Regions from separate parts of the Homo sapiens genome. Here region 2 is linked to region 1. Evidence: chromatin contacts called from ENCODE Hi-C or POLR2A ChIA-PET data. All regions are on one chromosome and are shown on one strand. The core of a region is the stretch at or near the end of the contact, and the rest is flanking DNA. Distances in the headings are between cores, read along the strand shown.

Evidence for each region. A loop is a pair of places that touch in the nucleus more often than their neighbours do. ChIA-PET counts read pairs that join two places held with the same protein, here RNA polymerase II (POLR2A). Pooled maps may share reads with other maps.
Region 2: a loop to region 1 is called in a pooled map, with 8 times the contacts of the local background. The contact joins two enhancer-like sites. A Hi-C loop is called at or near these places in 1 of 168 maps with a recorded cell type or tissue (PC-9), 1 of 37 single-sample maps with no recorded cell type and 10 of 50 pooled maps. POLR2A ChIA-PET finds 5 or more read pairs at or near these places in 7 of 52 experiments (AG04450, BJ, CD8-positive, alpha-beta T cell and 3 more).

What each region holds. Positions count from the first base shown.
Region 1 is chr17:66,464,529-66,469,196 of GRCh38, forward strand. All of the region lies in intron 2 of PRKCA (protein kinase C alpha), which reads left to right. Among named protein-coding and RNA genes, the nearest start is that of PRKCA-AS1, 50 kb to the left of the region's middle. RefSeq lists a silencer at 2,483-2,777. Within about 2 kb of position 2,628, at least 14 of the 41 ENCODE cell types and tissues checked have a DNase peak (open chromatin) inside an H3K27ac peak, as active enhancers do.
Region 2 is chr17:66,397,469-66,402,136 of GRCh38, forward strand. The region is part of intron 2 of PRKCA (protein kinase C alpha); the gene reads left to right. It overlaps PRKCA-AS1 (PRKCA antisense RNA 1), which reads right to left. Exons shown (of 4, transcript NR_110822.1): 4 at 601-750. Among named protein-coding and RNA genes, the nearest start is that of PRKCA-AS1, 17 kb to the right of the region's middle. Within about 2 kb of position 2,088, at least 2 of the 41 ENCODE cell types and tissues checked have a DNase peak (open chromatin) inside an H3K27ac peak, as active enhancers do.

The sequences.
Region 1 (4,668 bases), core at 1,378-3,877:
CGTTTGGTGTTGTCAGTGTTTTGGATTTTGGCCATTCTAATAGGTGTGTAGTGGTATCTCATTGCTTTAATTTGCAGATCCCTAATGACATATTATATTGAGCATCTTTTCACATGCATATTTGCCATCTGTACATCTTCTTTGGTGAGATATCTGGTCTTGTGCCCATTTTTAATTGGGCTGTTTGTTTTCCTATTGCTGAATTTTAAGAGTTATTTGTATATTTTGTATAATACTTCTTTATCAGATTTATTTTTTGCAATATTTTCTCCCAGCCTATAATATCTTCTGATTCTTTTGACAGTGTCTTTTGCAGAGCAGAAGTTTTTAATTATAATGAAATCCAGCTTACCAATTATTTTTTCATGGATTGCTCCTTTGGCCTTTGGTATTGTATCTAAAACGTTATTGCCAAACCCAAGGTCATCTAGATCTTTCTCCTTTGTTATTTTGTAGAGTTTTACAATTTTGTGTTTTGGTTTTTTTAATTAAATACAAAGGGATTGGTGGTTTTTGTTTCTTGGTAGAAACATAGTTTGTTTCTTTACCAGTGACATAAGCAATAACTTAAGTAAATAAATGAATGACTAGGAAACTCTTTGACTAGGCCAACCCCCATAGCCTTAATAACCACAACTTAACATTTGCAGAATAGGAAGGACTAATCCTTTAATTTATCTTTTATGTCTATCCAGAACTTTAGTCCTATGAGCTGTTTTGTAAACGAGATTTGTTTTGTGGGAAAGGGAATTTTGTTTCAAGACTTCCCTAAGAAACTGATAGCATCGGGTAATTCTTAAATTTGACTTATCATAATGGTATATCTGGAAGGAATTTGTCAACTGATATGTTATAATTATTTTTTAATTTTTTTTAATTTTTGAGATAGGTCTTACTCTCTTGCCCAGACTGGAGTGCAGTGGTGTGATCATGGTTCACAGCAGCCTCAAACTCCTGGGCTCAAGAGATCCTCCCACCTCAGTCTCCTGAGTAGCTGGGACTAAAGGCATGTGCCACCATGCCTGGCTAGTTAATTTTTTTTTTTTTTTAAGTAGAGATGAAGTCTTGCTGTGTTGTCCAAGCTGGTCTCACACTCCTGAGCTTGAGCAGTCCTCCCACCTTGGCCCCTCAAAAGTGTTGAGATTACAGAGGGGAGCCACTGTGCCTGGCCTGATATGTTTTAATTCTAACAGTAGATCTGCATAGAGAGAAAAGTTGGTATTATGAACAAAGGTAGCTTTAATTCGAAGAGACAACCATCCCCATTCCACAACCTCTTTCCACCCAAGCAAGGAAATTTATTGAGGCCAGTAACATTTTAAATGCTTTTTGGAGTTGTTTATTTGCATGTACTTTCTTTCTTATTGTGTAAGATTTGACTTTTTTTTTTAAAGGAGTTTCTTCACATGGATAACTCAGTTTGTATAGCCTAATGTAATCTCAGCAATAAGTCAAAAGCTGTTCTTCTGTAGGGCTATATAGTTCTCTGACATAGGAAATCATTCTTAGTTCCATTATATTGAGAAGAAACAGAGAAGCATTTTACATCCAAGTGCACCAGCAGCTGTTTTGTTACATAGCTGCTGTGTGCAGAGCCCAATACTGAGAATTTTAAGAAGTCACTGAAATATGTCGAAGCACGAGGATGGGTCTGGATCTCCTCACTCTAGACGCCTGTACCTTTTTTCTGTAGTCGGTGAATGAAATTTTGGAACATGAACTGCACGTGTGGAAAGAATTTGTGTGTGGGTGGAGGAAGCATCTAATGGGAACTGAGCTGGGGGAAGTAGAGCTTGGTCCCAGGTGTCCCAGCTGGAAGAGTTTGAAGCCAGACCCAGGGAGCCCTGCGTTTGAGGCCACCTGCACTGCTCACAAGCCACGGGCCTTGGGAAGCCCTTTCTGGGAACTTGCTTGTGGAGCTGAGATGGGGGTCAGAATTATTCTGCAAAGTGGTTCCCACTGAGCAACAAGTGACTTTCTCTTCCTCCACGTTTTCTTCTCCTTACCTCAAAATGGAAGAAACTTCTTGGCAAAATACCATTTAACATAATTTGGCCACACTGAACATTTAAAAATAATCAAAGATGGAGTCTGTGCTGTTAAGAATTGATAAGTATTCCACATAAAATCTAAACATCGTTCTTTTCTTTATTAAATTTTTGGTGTAATGCACAAAAACTTGAAACTTCAGCTTTTAATAAAATTGACTTTATTTCTAAAGAGAAGTGGGAATAACAGTGGTGCTAAGATTAGCAGTAAAAGCCTTTAACCTGCGAATTCCTTCACGCTGGGGTCAAAGAAGGGAAGTCCACGTGGATGTTTGACTTGTGACCTCTTCCTTCATTTAAAAAAAAAAAAGACTTAAATTACTCATGCCCTCAGTTTAAATTTGTGACTGGCATTTGAAACTATGGAATGATTCACTTTTCCTTGTAGCAAGAAAATTTGAAAATGAAAGCAAAATGATGCTCATATTCAAACTGAACCTACTATGAAAAGATGTTTGCTGATGGCTTCGTTGCCCTGCAAACACACACGACAGAGATGGCTGTTGTTCAACACATTATTTTCCTCTTCCTCTGAGCATCTTAGAGAGGGATGACTGTGCATGTTGCCTCATGCGCAGGAGGTGGTGTGCAAAGATCTTTTGGTTTGTATCGTGGCTTACAGGCTCTCATTTAGGCCATGGCATGGTACATTCCAATACCATGAGTGGTTAAATCTCAGGAATTCCAAAGTGTATGAACGGAGTGATGTCAGCTGTACTCTCATTTCATGCTATGTAGCCAGATGTCGTGTAGCTAACCTCAGCAGTTACTATACATAATGTGCTATAACTGGCTGATTTAAGGTAAACTGCCTCAGTTTCCTCATCTGTAAATGATGGCTTTTGACTAAATAATAGCTTAGTTTTCATTGTGAACAAAATGCTTGTTTAGCTGGGCAAACACATTTTTTTTTGCAGAAAAACAGCCCTATCACCAATAGTACCTGCTCTAGTGCTTTTAAAAATTAGAATGAAATTTTGTTTGTACATTTTTGTTTGTTTTTGACAGTCTCACTGTGTCACCCAGGCTGGAGTGCAGTGGCACCATCTTGGCTCACCACAGCCTCAAACTCCTGGGCTCAAGCGATCCTCCTGCTTCAACCTCCTGAGTAGCTGGGACCACAGGTGCATGCTAGTATGCCTAGCTAATTTTTTAATTTTTTGTGGAGATGGGGTCTCACTATGTTGCTCAGGCTTGTCTTGAACTTCTGGGCTCAAGCGATCCCCACGCCTTGGCCTTCCAAAGTGCTAGGATTACAGGTATGAGCCACTGCGTCTGGCCTTGGTTGTACTTAAAAAACAAAAACAAAAAATTAAAAAAAAAAACAACAGAAAACTTTTCATGGCTCCCAGGAGCATTTATATGACTAACAAGTTATCTTTCCTTGCTGATAGTTCCACTTTCCTCGTGTTTGACAGAAATGACTCTTAGTTTAGGAACTCCTCATTAGCTGTTTCCAGGAGCAGTGGGGTATCATTTTGATGCTTCTTTATTTCTTCTATGCAACTAAAATACAAAGTGAAGATACGATGTCTCTGAAATGATAAAGCTACATTTGTCAAAAAGCACATATTTTCCATTCGACATTTTGGCTTAAAGAAATGAAAACTACAGAATGACTTTTTCCTTTATCTGGGTCTGTGCTGTGTATTTACCTATTTAAAAAGATATACAGGTGAAAAATATTTTTTGAAATGAACTTGTCTGAATCAAGATGCACACTCTTGCAGCAACATCACAGGGTGTCTCTGTCACTGAGGACTCTGTCCTCATTTGTGTGGGCTGACTGGGTCGCTGGCTGTGGGAGGCACACATTTGCTATCTTGGTGCAGCAGTTTGTAGTCAGCTGACTGACTTGTTCCTGCACATGCATTTTTTTTCCTGGCAAGTCATAATTCATGTTTTTCCTAAGGTCCAACCCTATTATAACTGACAGATCCTATCTGGCTGAGAAACATGGGCACCCTTCTGTTTTTGCCTCTTGTTCCCAACATATTTGTATGCTTTTCAATAGGAAGCTGACCTGGAGTAAATGCCCAGGGTTGTCTGAGGTCTCTAAATGGAAGGTGTGGTCTGAAACCAGCTAACTATGGCAGCATTAGGGCAAGAGCGCACAGGTAAAGGACTTCTGAAGGAGGGTGGAGGGTGGGAAAGTGGGAGGGGCGAGAGCTAACATGAATGAAACTGAAGAGAAACAGAAGTTGTGGCTGGCATGCAGGAGAAACCCAGATTCCCATTCACCACTTCCTCTCACCTCCAGAAATTACCCATCATTCCTCTCTATTTTGCAATCCTCTCTATTTCCCCTGAAGGTTCTGCTTTGAATGCTGTCTTCCCAGCAGAAATGTTGAAGGGAAGTAGCTCAGCCCAGTTCCCTTCTGGGCCACCACTTTCAACTGTAGACTTTCTAGTCAGAGCCAAGAAGGCCATGGACTCTGAGAATGGCATTTAAAGTCTCTGCCGGGCTCCACTTAGTTCCCCTTCCCCTACAGATGCCTTATTCCCTCGAAATGCAAACGAGGCTCCATGGCCACAGTTTCCTTCCTCTTTCTGTCCACATTCCAGTCGTTCACCATCTCGAGAACACTGGGGCACCCTCCTCTACCCCCAGCCAGAGCTG
Region 2 (4,668 bases), core at 838-3,337, 68 kb before region 1:
CTTTAAGGAAGAAAAGATATATCTTTAAAAACGTTTTCTGTTTTTCTTTTTTAGCTTGTCTTTTGGAGTTCTTGCCTTTGACTTAAGGGCAAATGTCTTACTGAGAGATGCTGGGTGCCTGGGTCACAGGTGGTTTGTCGTTGCCCTTTTTCTTTTTTTTTCCAACTCAGCTAAGTTCAGCACTAGTTTTGTGACTTATTACACAGAAGACTTGAATACATCAAGGGCCTCTAGAGATTTGTGGTAACATCAAGATGTGTAGTCTGTAATGTGTCATGGGGGGTGTGAGCCATTCAAGGGGAGTTACTCTTAATGGTACCATTATTCAGGATACAGTGCTGATGCCTGCATCCTGATGGCACCACTGTCGTCCAACTCTGTTTGTGACATTGTTCATGGCCTCTGCAGAGTCAGGGAGCTCCTCAGGATAAGGCTCTGTGACATCGTCTAAACTCCAAAGAAGTAGAGCCATCATATTTCCTTCCCCAAGGGAGCTGGCATCTACCATCACTGAGGATTTTTTGAGTCTCTGTACCAGGACATGGACCTCAACTCTTTATTTCCATGATTAATCCCTATGTCAATGTACATGGCAAATGCTAGCATTTCCTTCATTTTATTGACGATAGAATCAAAACTCAGAGTGTTTAGGTAATTTCCTTGAAATTACACAGCCAGGAATGGCCAAGGCTGGGAATTGAATGGACTCCAGAACCCATGGTCGAAGTCCAAGCTCAATATCTCTGAGACCTGGAAGGAAATGAAACAGACTAAAATCAGAGTAACGCTTAAAACCATGAAGATTCCAGCCCACAGATTCTATCTGCCACATGCAGACACGATTTATACCCCTAGAGGGAAACTGAAGAAACAAGGTGGTGGTCATACAATAATAGACTCAAAACCCAACCACACTTTTGAAGTGAATAGTGGCTCATGATGGCTTTAAACATCTTAGGAGAAAAATCAAAGTTGGTGATGGGCTAATTTGGAAGATTAGCTGAAAAAGTTAAGTGGCAAAGAACTAAGTGATAGTTGGAGTGAGGAAGGCATTTTGGTGTGGAGAGAGTAAGATTGGGGAAGGAAAGCTCCCTGGGTAACTGTAGGATTAGAAGCTGTGAGGAGTGTGGTTTAATCAGACAATTTGGAAGCAAGACAGAGAGGGAACAGTCCCCATTTGGAGAGTGTTAGTGTTCAGGGTAATCAGAAAGGAAGAGTCGGAAGCATATGTAATTAATGAACGAGAAAGGCAGATGGATGATGGGGAGGTGGGTGGCGTCGCGCTACTCATATGTTCTTTTGATAAGTAAAATTATAGCATAATTTCTCACTCATTGGAAACAAGGTTATGCAATTAGGATCCTGCTGCTGCTAAAAGCTTCCAGAGATTTTAGTGCACTGGGCAGACAGAGTGATGATGTTTACTTTAAAAATCGAACTTCTCGTTTGAGATACTTAATTTTATTTAATGCTCGATTTTTGTATTTACTGGTTCTGCATTTTCTCATGTAGATTAAGATCCAATTTAGAGAAGAAATATATGGGCAGTTTGGCTGTAGAAAGCACAGAGGAATGATGCTGTGGATATTGATGCACCATGTGGTAGACAGCATTTTCTTTTCTTTTCTTTTCTTTTTTTTTTTTTTTTGAGACAGGGCCTTGCTCTGTCTTCCGGGCTGGAGTACAGTGGTGCGATCGCGGCTCGCTGTACCCTCAACCTCCTGGGCTCAGTTGATCCTCCCATCTCAGCCTTCCAAGTAGTGGGACACCATGCCCGGCTAATTTTTGTATTTTTTTGTAGAAGATGGGATTTCGCCCCATTGTCTGGTCTTGAACTCCTGAGCTCAAGTGATCCGCCCACATTGGCTTCTCAGAGTGCTGGGATTACCTGGCTGACAGCATTTGTTTTAAAGCAGTAAATGAAAATTTGGGTATTCCTTTTAAGTTTTTCAAAATTTCAATCTGCAGTTTTTAATCTATACAAAAAACTGTGGTAAAAGACGCCTAACATAAAAATTACAATCTTAACCACTTGCAAGCCTACAGTTTGGTAGTGTTAAGTAGATTCACCTTTTGAAACAGACCTCCAGAACTTTTTCATCTTGCAAAACTGAAACTGTTTGCCTATCAAACAACAGCTCTTGGTTTCCTCTTCCTCCTAGGCTTTGGCAGTTACTATTCTACTTTGTTTCTATGAATTTGACTGCTTTAACTAACTCATAAATGGACTCATACAGTATTTGTCTTTTTGTGATTCGCTTGTTTCACTTAGCGTACTATCCTCCAGGCTCACCCACATTGTAGCATGTGACAGGCTTCCTTTCCTTTTCAGGGCTGAATAATATAACATTATATATATGGATATGTACATTGAATATCCCTTATCTGAAATGCTTGGGATCAGAAATGGTTCAGATTGGGGATTTTTTTAGATTTTGGAATATTTGCATAATTCTTCCAGGTTGAGCATCCCTAATCCAGAAATCTGAAATGCTCTAATGAGCATTTCCTTGAGCATCATGTTGGTACTTAAAAAGTTTCGAATTTTGGAGCATTTCAGATTTCAGATTTTTGTGTTAGGGATCTTCAACATCATTCTATTTTTTTAATCTGTCAATGAATAAAATTACAGTTTTAACCACTTGTACACATACGGTTTGGTAGTAGTGTTAAGTATATTCACCTTTTTTTGTTGTTGTTTGAGATGGAGTCTAGCTCTGTCGCCCAGGCTGGAGTGCAGTGGCACAGTCTCGGCTCACTGCAACCTCCACCTCATGGGTTCAGGCAATTCTCGTGCCTTAGCCACCTGAGTAGCTGGGACTACAGGTGCGTGCCACCACGCTCAGCTAATTTTTGCATTTTTAGTAGAGATGCGGTTTTGCCATGTTGGCCAGGCTGGTCTCAAACTCCTGACCTCAAGTGATCCCCCCGCCTTGGCCTCCCCAAGTGCTGGGATTACAGGTATGAGCAACCATGCCTGGGTTAACTATAGTCACCTTTTGAAACAGACCTCCAGAACTTTTCGTCTTGCAAAACTGAAACTGTCTGCCTATCAAACAACAACTCTTCGTTGCTTCCACCTCTTGGCTACTCTTGAGTAGTGTGGCTATGAACACGGGTGTACAAATATTTCTGAGACCCTGCTTTCAATTCTTTAGGATAGATAGCCAGAATTGAGATTGCTGGATTACATGATGGTTCTATTTAATTTTTTGAGGGGCTTCTGTACAATTTTCCATTGTGGTTACAACCATTTTACAGTCTAAGCAACAGTGCACAAAGGTTCCAATTTCTCTGCATCATTGCCAACACCTTTTAGAAACAGTAGCCATCCTAATGGGCATGAAGACTATCTATAGTTTATTATGTCAAGCTTTTCTTCATGGTTATAAACGAATATTGTGATGAGTGATTTATCTATGTTTGCTGCTTTACTCCCCAGGGGAGGATGAGTATACCATATATGTCCATATTGATACCTATCTCAGAATACTGGTTGTACAAAACTATTCCAGGCATTGTTCTTCTTTAAGTATTTGGGGTGTTTCTTTTTGCTTATAATTTAGTACAAATGTTCTCAGTTCAGTTAATAATGAGTCCTACTGTGTGGCAGTTGAGAACATGAAGATAACCAGAACACAGTTCCCGCCCTCAAGGGACTGATGAGAAGTAGCCACGTTTTGTAGGAACGGGCAAATGAAGTGGCAAAGGAAGGTGGCCATGGGTTGCCATAGGAGCGCAGGTGAGGGATGAGGAAAGGAAGCACTAAACCAGGTCAGCTTGTGACGTGGGATAAAGAAGGCTTCTTGCAGGTAAAGCCAGAGCTGAATTTGGAAGATGGTAGGAGTTCACCTGCTAACCTGGGAGGTGTGAGTGGAGTGCCTGCGGCTGGACCCACTTTGAGCAATTGGAAAGCCTGTATAGGAAACCATAGGTGACATGATGCCAAGTGGACATGACATTCAGGGAGATGATAGGCAGAAGGTGAGGCCAAAGAAGTTGGCTGGATGTATGTCAGAGAACGTGGTTTTTATGCAATCATTGATGGAAAGCTCATGACGCATTCAGTGATGTGGACGGCTTTGTGCTCTCTGCAGACCACTCTGAGGGCAATGTGGAGGTGGAGGCAGAGAGATTAGGTAAGAGGTTTTTGTGAAAGTTCAAGTGAGATAAGGAATGAACTAGGGCAGTGGTAGTAAGAATGAGGAGAAGGGAGAAAACCTGCCAAATACTTAAAAAAATTAGCAGCCATATGCCGGTTAAGTGTATGAGTGGTGAGACAGAGGGAACATTGAAGATAACCCACAGATTTCTGGCAGTGGTTCCGTGATCTGAAATTAGGAATATAAGAATAGACACTGAGGGTGGACAGGATCAATTCCCTTTTGGACATTTTGGGTTTGATGTGTCTGTAGAAGACACAAATGGTGATGTCCAGTTCACCTTGGGTTTGTGAGTCAAATTTGACAGATTCAGATAGAGACACACTCTTGGTTCTTATTAGATGTATGCAGTAGTTAAAACTATGAAAGCAGATCCATCCCCTATGTTGGAGGGGCACAAAGAAAAGGAGCAGCCCACCAAGGAGCTGGAGAATGAGAATCGGGGTGGACCAAGAGGGAGTCGTGTCTCAGGGGCTGGGGAAAGTAGAAAGGTTCCAGAATGAGT